3 separate regions of the Mus musculus genome follow, and all the other regions are linked to region 2. Evidence: chromatin loops called from intact Hi-C (ENCODE). Cell type or tissue: heart. All regions are shown on one strand.

Region 1 (2,500 bases), 260 kb before region 2:
GTTTAAACATCTACAGAGTTTAAAAGCAATGGTTGCTCTGTGGGTAGGAGTGGGACATTAGTGCATAAGAAGAAAGGAAGGGATGGAGGGAAGAAGAGAGGAAGGCAGGGAGGGAGGAGAAGAGGGAGGGAGGGGCACAGGTGGGCAGGCAGGCAGACTGTGTACTTACGACTAACGTAGGCCTAAGTCTGAGAGGTATCCCACTGGTTACCTAAGATATCATTTCTTTGATCCCCAGCTGGGGAGGAGGCAGGTCAGTGTAGGGTTTGCCTTGACAGGAAGGCCACAGAATAGAGGGACCTTGCACTCACAAGTCAGACCTGTCATTTTCACTCATCCTTGCAGGCCCAGCCAGCCTCAGATCACTGCCCTAAGGAGACTTGCTGATTCCTGACTTGTAACTATTAGAGGAGGTAGGCAGAAATGCAGCTCACACCCCCAGGATGACCAGACCCACCATTCCACAACAGCTGCAAAACAACCCCAGCACTGTGCGGAAACCCCCCCCCCCCTTCCTCTGAAAGAGATTCTCCTGCTCTCTGGCAAACGTCCTGGCCTTGTAGCCCAGTGAGGCCAAAACCTTCCTGATGGGTGTCACCTAGATAGGACAGGCCAAGGACCAGAGGACAGACAGCCGACTTTGACCCTGACTGCCTTCCACGGGGACCTAGCACTGCACAGGAAGAAACTGAAGAGCCACTGAAGGCCTTCAGTGCCTGCAAACTGACCTAAAAACACAAATCACCCAGAGAGCGCCCAGCCAAAGCCAAAATTGGGTATCTAGATTCCCTCTCTGGTCTTCCCCTCCCTCTGCCCTATTTAACACACCAGCTGCCATGCTGGGTACTCACAGACGACTCAGCAGGAAGACAGGCTGCCCTGATTTATCCTGGTCCACAGACAGAGCGGAGCAGCCCCAAATGCATCTCCAAGATCATATTTCTGATATCGATGGTCTATACAGGACAAAGGGGCCAGCAGTTCGCACTACCAGGAAGGTGGCTGGTCACTGGCTCCAAGAAGGGTGTCCATTTTAGAGTCCAGACTTCTCGGTGAACTGGAGTCCAGCCTGCCAGGAAATGGGATTAGCAGGGCGAGGGCAGGACATCCAGACCCCCGCCAAGGGGGCACAGGCACCGCAGTGAGTGAGCCAGTTTTGCAAGGGGCAGAGGAGCCATAGTAACTTTGGCAATGCTGAGGCTCACACTCAGGCACAGGAGTGAGGGCCAAGACCAAAACTAGTCCTTGGCGACTGAAGGAGTCCAGGATGTCTGCAGGACTGCTCCAAAGAAGGTGCAGTTTTCAATCACTGCCACTAGGGAGCGCGGTGATATCTCCTCGGCTTCTGAAATGGCAAAGCTATTAGCTTAATCTACCATTCTTTGTTTATAACTCTGCGTCCAGAAACACTCACAGTTTTTATTTTTCCCAGTGGGGCTGGGGCAGAAGGTGGGGGAAGACACTCAAAGCGAGGAAGGAGTGGTTTCCTTGACGACATGTTCATCCCTGTACTCCTGCCTTCACATCCACACACATGTCAGCTCACATTTGGGGTCTGTGCTATGTTACCTAGTAGAATAGTGTGGAATTAGGAAAACATGTACAACATTAAGTGAGAAAGGGAAGTATGTTTAACTGAATGTGTGCTGTCATTACAACTGTGTGAAACGACATTTATTTGAAGGGTTGAAAGAGAAAATATTGGGAGAAAAATGCACAGAAATGACTATTTCCATTGAGTTTATATCTGAATTTTTATTTCTTCCAATTTTTATGTTGTATATAGTATAGTTACTTTAATGATTTAGATGACTTAAAAGTATATCAGCTTCACCATGGTGAAAGGAAGAATTTGGCCAGAGCAGTGGAACTCTGGAAACACCTGGGGGATTTGTTAAAATATGAATCCTGGGGGCTGGAGAGATGACACAGAGGCTGAGAACATTCACTGCTCTCTCAAAGACCTGAGTTCAGTTCCCAGCACCCATGTCCTGTGGCTCACAAGTGCCTGTAACTCCAGCCCTAGGAGATAGACACCCTTTCTAGCTACCTCAGGCATCCCAACTCATGTGTGCACACATGCACACAAGCACATACATGCATACATACATACATACATACATACATACATACATACATTAAAGAAGTGTCTTTTAATTAAGATTCCTGGTCTCATACGAGTCAGAGATTCTCTTTCCTGGTGATTCTAGATTGCATCAAGTTGACAGTTTAAAACTAACCATCATGAGTAGAGACTCCCAGAACCCCAGTCTATGGAGGAGCTGCCACCTGCCCTCGTCTCTGGCCTTCCAAGGTGAACTCTTCCTACAGAACCCCCAAGGCAAACCTGCTGTCTTAGTTAGGGTTTCCATTTCTGTGAAAAGACACCATGGCCAAGACAACTCTTACAAAGGAAAACATCCAATTGGGGCTGGCTTACAGTTTCAGAGGTTCAGTCCATCATCATCATGGTGGGAAACATGGCAGTGTGCAGGCAGAC
Region 2 (2,500 bases):
ATTGATATGGGAGGGCCCAGCTGAGTTGGTCACACCACCCCAGGCTTGGAGTCCCTGGATTTTTTTCAGAGGGCTAGCTGAGTAAGCCATGGGAAAAGCAATCCAGTAAGCAGAGCTCTTCCTCTGCATCAGCTCCTGCGTCCAGGTTCTTCCCCTGAGTTCATCCAGTAATGAACTGTGGTGTGAACGTATAAGTGAAATAGACCTTTTCCTCCCGAGCTGCCTATGGGCATGGTGTATTATCACAGCAATAGAAACCCTATGCCTAAGGCTTCTTCCCTCTTCTCAAATCCTTATTAACTTCTCTACTAGAAAGAATTACCATCTATATACCTCTAATATAGACTTACAAAATTGTAATGTTTATTTAAATACTTAGCCCTGGTTACTATAGGAACCTAGTGGATTTGATCCCCAAACTGAAAAAAAAATCAAATATTCTCATACTCTCTCCTCTCCCCACCCCCCCACCCCGCCCGAGCCACACCCCTCAGTCCTACTTCTTAGCTTTGAAGGACCACAAACATGGCTCTAAACAAAATGCTTATTTATGTAGTGTTTGTGTGTGTGTGTGTGTGTGTGTGTGTGTGTGTGTGTGTGTGTGTGTGAGTGAACTCAGGGGCTGTCACATCTAGCCAAGCATTTGTAATACTGAATTATAACCACGTTCTCCCTAATTCTCAAAGACAAGTGTGACTCACATATTATAGGAGTTTTAGAAAGAGCCACACAGTACAGTATATCCATGTCCAACACAAACTTACTAAAGTTCAATACGAATATAGGCTAAATTTGAGTACTCTATTCAAAAACTAGAAACAATATCTTCCTGTCTAAACTTCTAGTAGCTTACTGAAAAATTTAAAGCCTCCACAGGCACACCTCATCCATCTGTGGGCCTCTCTTTCCTCTCCATTCAGTTAAACTGGTCTGTCTAGTCTTGAAAACGTCTTGCACTTTTCTGCCAACTTGTTTTCTGTCTTTGTTTCCTTTCCCCTTTTCACAGCTTTAACCCAGCCTCTCAAGGTCAGGGCACAGGCTGACGGCTCAGAAACCATGTTAGACACAGGCGCCTTTCCTTTGATTTGAAGTGATTTTTTAAAAAAATTTTCCTTATTCATTCATATCCAACAGTTAGGAGCTTTCAAGGCACAGCCATGGCTCTGTGTAGCTGTAGATGCTTCTGCTTTGCTTGTCAGGAACTGAGGAAAGACTGCCCTCTTTGGACTGGGCTTGACGTCTGTCACTCTGGAACTCAGTTTTCCCGTCAGTAAATTGCCTGTGTGACCTTTGTTTCAGAAACTAGACCAACTTCCAATAGTCCTTGAAGATTTTGCTTACACTTCTCTGGCTCCAGTAATCTCGATCACATTTTATCCCAAAACACCTTTTATTTTTAGCCTTCTGTTACAATTAAGCATGCGTTACTTCCTGGAAACTCTCGTGTTCTTACCGTGGCAGCTGACATCAACAGGACCAAGACCCTGAAGGCAAAGGCAGAGGACCAGAAAACCTACAGAATGGCAATGATCATGGTTGTGAAACTCTACAAACGTTTATTCTGTTACTAGGACAGATACCCACAGATTATCAAATAATAGCCCTGATATGTTAATATACACTTTAATATACACAATCTTGTTTATTCACTGCAACAATGCTGTGAGATAGATGTAATCCATTTTATAGACAGGAAGATGTACCAGGTGTGATAGTTCATTTTCAGAGTTGACTTAACTTGATTTGAAGTCATCTAGGAGACAAGTCTTGGTGTGTCTGCGATGATGTTTCCAGAGAGGGTTAACTGAGGAAGGAAGTGTGGGCTGGGGCCCCATGGCCTGGGGTCCAGACTGAATAAAAGGGGGGCGAGGAGGAAGCGGCAGCACTACCTCTCTCTGCTTCCTGACTAAGGGCATCACGTGACCAGCCACCTGTTCCTGCTGCCCTGCCTTCCTCCCCATGATAGGCTGTACCTCTCATACCATGAACCGAAATAAATCTTTCTTTCCCTAAGTCGCTTCTTGCCAGGTATCTGGTCACAGCAATGAGAAAAGAGAGTAAGGAGTACAGTAAGCTTCTAACTTAAGGGGTGTGTGTGTGTGTGTGTGTGTGTGTGTGTGTGTGTAACCTGCAAACTAAAACACAACAACATCCAGCTAGGCTGATGTAGCCCCAAGCCTACACATCTTAATGAAGTTCTGTACAATTAGAGTAGCCATTTTAAAGCTGTTGACCTTTGCTTTGGCTTATATACTATCAATTATATTTTATCCACTTGCTGGGCAGTGGTGGCACCCACCTTTAATCCCAGCATTCAGGAGGCAGAGGCAAGTGGATCTCTGTGAGTTCCAGGCCAACCTGGTCTACAGAACAAGTTCAGGGACAACCAGAACTATACAAAGAAACCATGTTTCCAAAAAAAAAAAAAAAAAAAAAAATCGACTTTTAAACATTGTATGCACTTATCTACAAAAAGAAAGGAAAGAAAATCTATGACAGA
Region 3 (2,500 bases), 250 kb before region 2:
GTAATCATCATTGACTAATAGCTACACTAAGTCAATGGTGATCTCATAGGTCCTCATAGGTCGGGTGAGGGAAGATGAAACAGAGGTTGAGTTGGTGTTTGGCGGTTGAGTTGAGGTTTGCAGTCCAAAGGAGAGAAGCCATGGCATTAGGCTTTCTGGTCAACCCTCTACCACTGAGCTACACCCACAAGTCTTGAGCTGAGGTTGATACAGGAGCACCCATGGCACATTCTGGCAGTCAGGAGAGAGTATGATTTTGTGACATCTGTGGCCTCCACAGCCCTCTCTCTGTCCTGATACAGAGATGGAGGATCCTCATCCCACTGGTTACACTCTGTGGGTGCTGTCTGTGCTCAGCTGGAGTCTTGGGGTCTGGCTGGATGTAAGGTAACCCTTGTTTTGTTCTCGTGCTCTCTCACATAAAGGACTCCAGGTGACATCTCTGAACTCTTTTAACAGTTCTTCACACTCAAGCACAGCCTATGGGACTCCTTTACCTCTAATGTCCCATGAGAAACAAGCAGGATCCCTTCTGCACTGACATCCTAGGTGTCCTCCTGGTCACTGAGTGGTTGTCACGGTGCCAGGAGATCCACAGTGTTCACCTCCCTGACTCAGGACTTGCACATGACCAGGAAAGGAGAGCATAGACGCAGAGTTCTGTGCCTAGCGTGAGACCTCGTGCCCTGACTTAGCCCTACAATGACTCAACCGCCTGTGGCTCCAGATTCCCAGACTCAGAGGACAAAGGCATGATTCTGTAGGAACTGTACAAGCACTCAATGACCGTCACACTACTTCTTTCTCAATACTCTCTGGACTAGACATGCATCGGTTTTTGATCCAGTGCAGATGAGGAAAATTCAGTTGATGCTTTGGGGGAGGGGGCTCTCATATGGCTTTAATGAAGCAGAGCCAAGATGTGTAAAAATCACAGTGTTGGGTTGAGGGACTTTTTAATATTTATTTTTATTTTATGTGCATAGATGTTTTGTCTGTTTGTGACCCGTATGTGTGCAGTACCCATAGAAGCCAGAAGAGGGTGTCTGAAACCCGGGAACTGGACTTAGAGATGGCTGTTAGCTGCCATGTGGATAGTAGGAATTGAACTCAGGGTGTCTGAAAGAGTAGCCAGTGTTCTTTACTGATGAGCCATCTCTCCAGCCCTGAAAGCTACTCTTTTGTTTTTTTTTTTTTAAGGAATCCAAAGCCTGAACCTATTCATTTCGCCTAATAGATGGGAAGTAGTAGTAGTTGACCCTGTTTTATAATCAGAGACATGGTAGCTCAGGGTCGTAAAGTCATCCTCTATGAATAACTCACTTAACAAGTGGTCAAGTCACTGGTCACAGCCAGAGCCATCTGACTCAACCTCCCAGCCTTTCAGCAAATCTAGAAATTGCCTTCCTAATTCCAAGTCAGTGTGGACTTTCCTGAAGTGTCTCCTGGGGTTCCTGTGAAAGCATCTTAGCCTTCAGTTTCTCTTATTGTGTATGCCGGTGCCTAGGAGCCTGGGACATATTCTGACCCTCTAATGTACAGCTTAGCCACATAGGGATGACAAGTCGAAGCAGTGGCCCAGGAGCAAAGCCATCCATACACAAAGTCCCAGTCCCTCCCCCTCTCCCACAAAGTTAAGCTCCCCAGAGTTAAGTCAGAACAAGGTGTGAGCACTAATCTACTCATCTCAGAGGAAGGTGCAGCCCAGGATCAAAGCTGGACATTGTAGGCTAGTGTTAAGGTAAGCAAAGATTTTTCCAGAAGGCGTAACACAAGAATCCTCTAGGTTCAGGTTTATGAACTGATCTGGGTCCTCATGGGGTTAGTATTATCCATACAACATAGAAAATGTATCTTTCTTGCCAGTGCAACAACTCTCGAAATTGTCCCATAATTAAGTAACCCATGCCACCACTATCATACACACAAAGGGTGCAAGCAGATTAATGAATTTATCAGTGTCTTAGTTACTTTAGATGACGTGTCATCAAATTCCTGACAAATGCACCTTAAATGAGAAAAGGCTTATTTGGGATCACAGTTTGAAGTTTCAGCCCCTGTGATGGGGGCATCATGGTGACAGGAGCTTGAGGAGGTAGCTGGTTACCTTGTACCTCCAGTCAAGAAGCAGAGAGCTGGGAATTCTTGAACTCAGTTCAGGATTTCCTTTGTATACAACCCACAAGCCCAGCCCAAGGAATGATACCAGAGGTGTTCTTCACATCTCAATTAACCTTATCATAATAACCCTCAGCACAGACATGCCCAGAGTTGATCATTGATATTAACCATCATAATCAAGAAGAGAAGTTGCCCAAGCAGGAAAATAATCCAAGAACCCTCTCAGGAAGGGACGGTGGGGACCAACCTATCCACCACAATTGCATAACCAAATGGCCAGTGGAATAGTAGGAAAGTCCACATTCAGGATGACTGCAGGCTATCAACTTACCCACAGTGTGTGTATCAGGTCTTATGCTAGACTCCAGCATGCTCATTA

Evidence for each region. A loop is a pair of places that touch in the nucleus more often than their neighbours do. Peaks named below come from ENCODE experiments on the same cell type or tissue, not always from the same donor. Only the 100,000 strongest peaks of a DNase experiment are listed, where the experiment ranks them.
Region 1: a loop joins it to region 2, with 4 times the contacts of the local background. A loop is called at or near these places in 30 of 42 quality-filtered maps.
Region 3: a loop joins it to region 2, with 2.8 times the contacts of the local background. A loop is called at or near these places in 31 of 42 quality-filtered maps.

Annotation. Positions count from the first base shown.
Region 1 is chr9:70,929,047-70,931,546 of GRCm38, reverse strand. All of the region lies in intron 1 of Lipc (lipase, hepatic), which reads left to right. The region is part of intron 2 of Gm32017 (a long non-coding RNA gene); the gene reads right to left. Among named protein-coding and RNA genes, the nearest start is that of Lipc, 4.5 kb to the left of the region's middle. In heart, a CTCF peak has its summit at 1,305 (motif pointing right); DNase peaks (open chromatin) are centred at 596 and 1,116; H3K27ac peaks cover 911 bases.
Region 2 is chr9:70,670,871-70,673,370 of GRCm38, reverse strand. No RefSeq gene overlaps it. Among named protein-coding and RNA genes, the nearest start is that of Adam10, 6.9 kb to the left of the region's middle. In heart, a CTCF peak has its summit at 1,221; no DNase peak of the experiment used is centred here; H3K27ac peaks cover 309 bases.
Region 3 is chr9:70,923,501-70,926,000 of GRCm38, reverse strand. All of the region lies in intron 1 of Lipc (lipase, hepatic), which reads left to right. The region is part of intron 2 of Gm32017 (a long non-coding RNA gene); the gene reads right to left. Among named protein-coding and RNA genes, the nearest start is that of Lipc, 10 kb to the left of the region's middle. In heart, a CTCF peak has its summit at 1,036 (motif pointing right); no DNase peak of the experiment used is centred here; H3K27ac peaks cover 1,302 bases.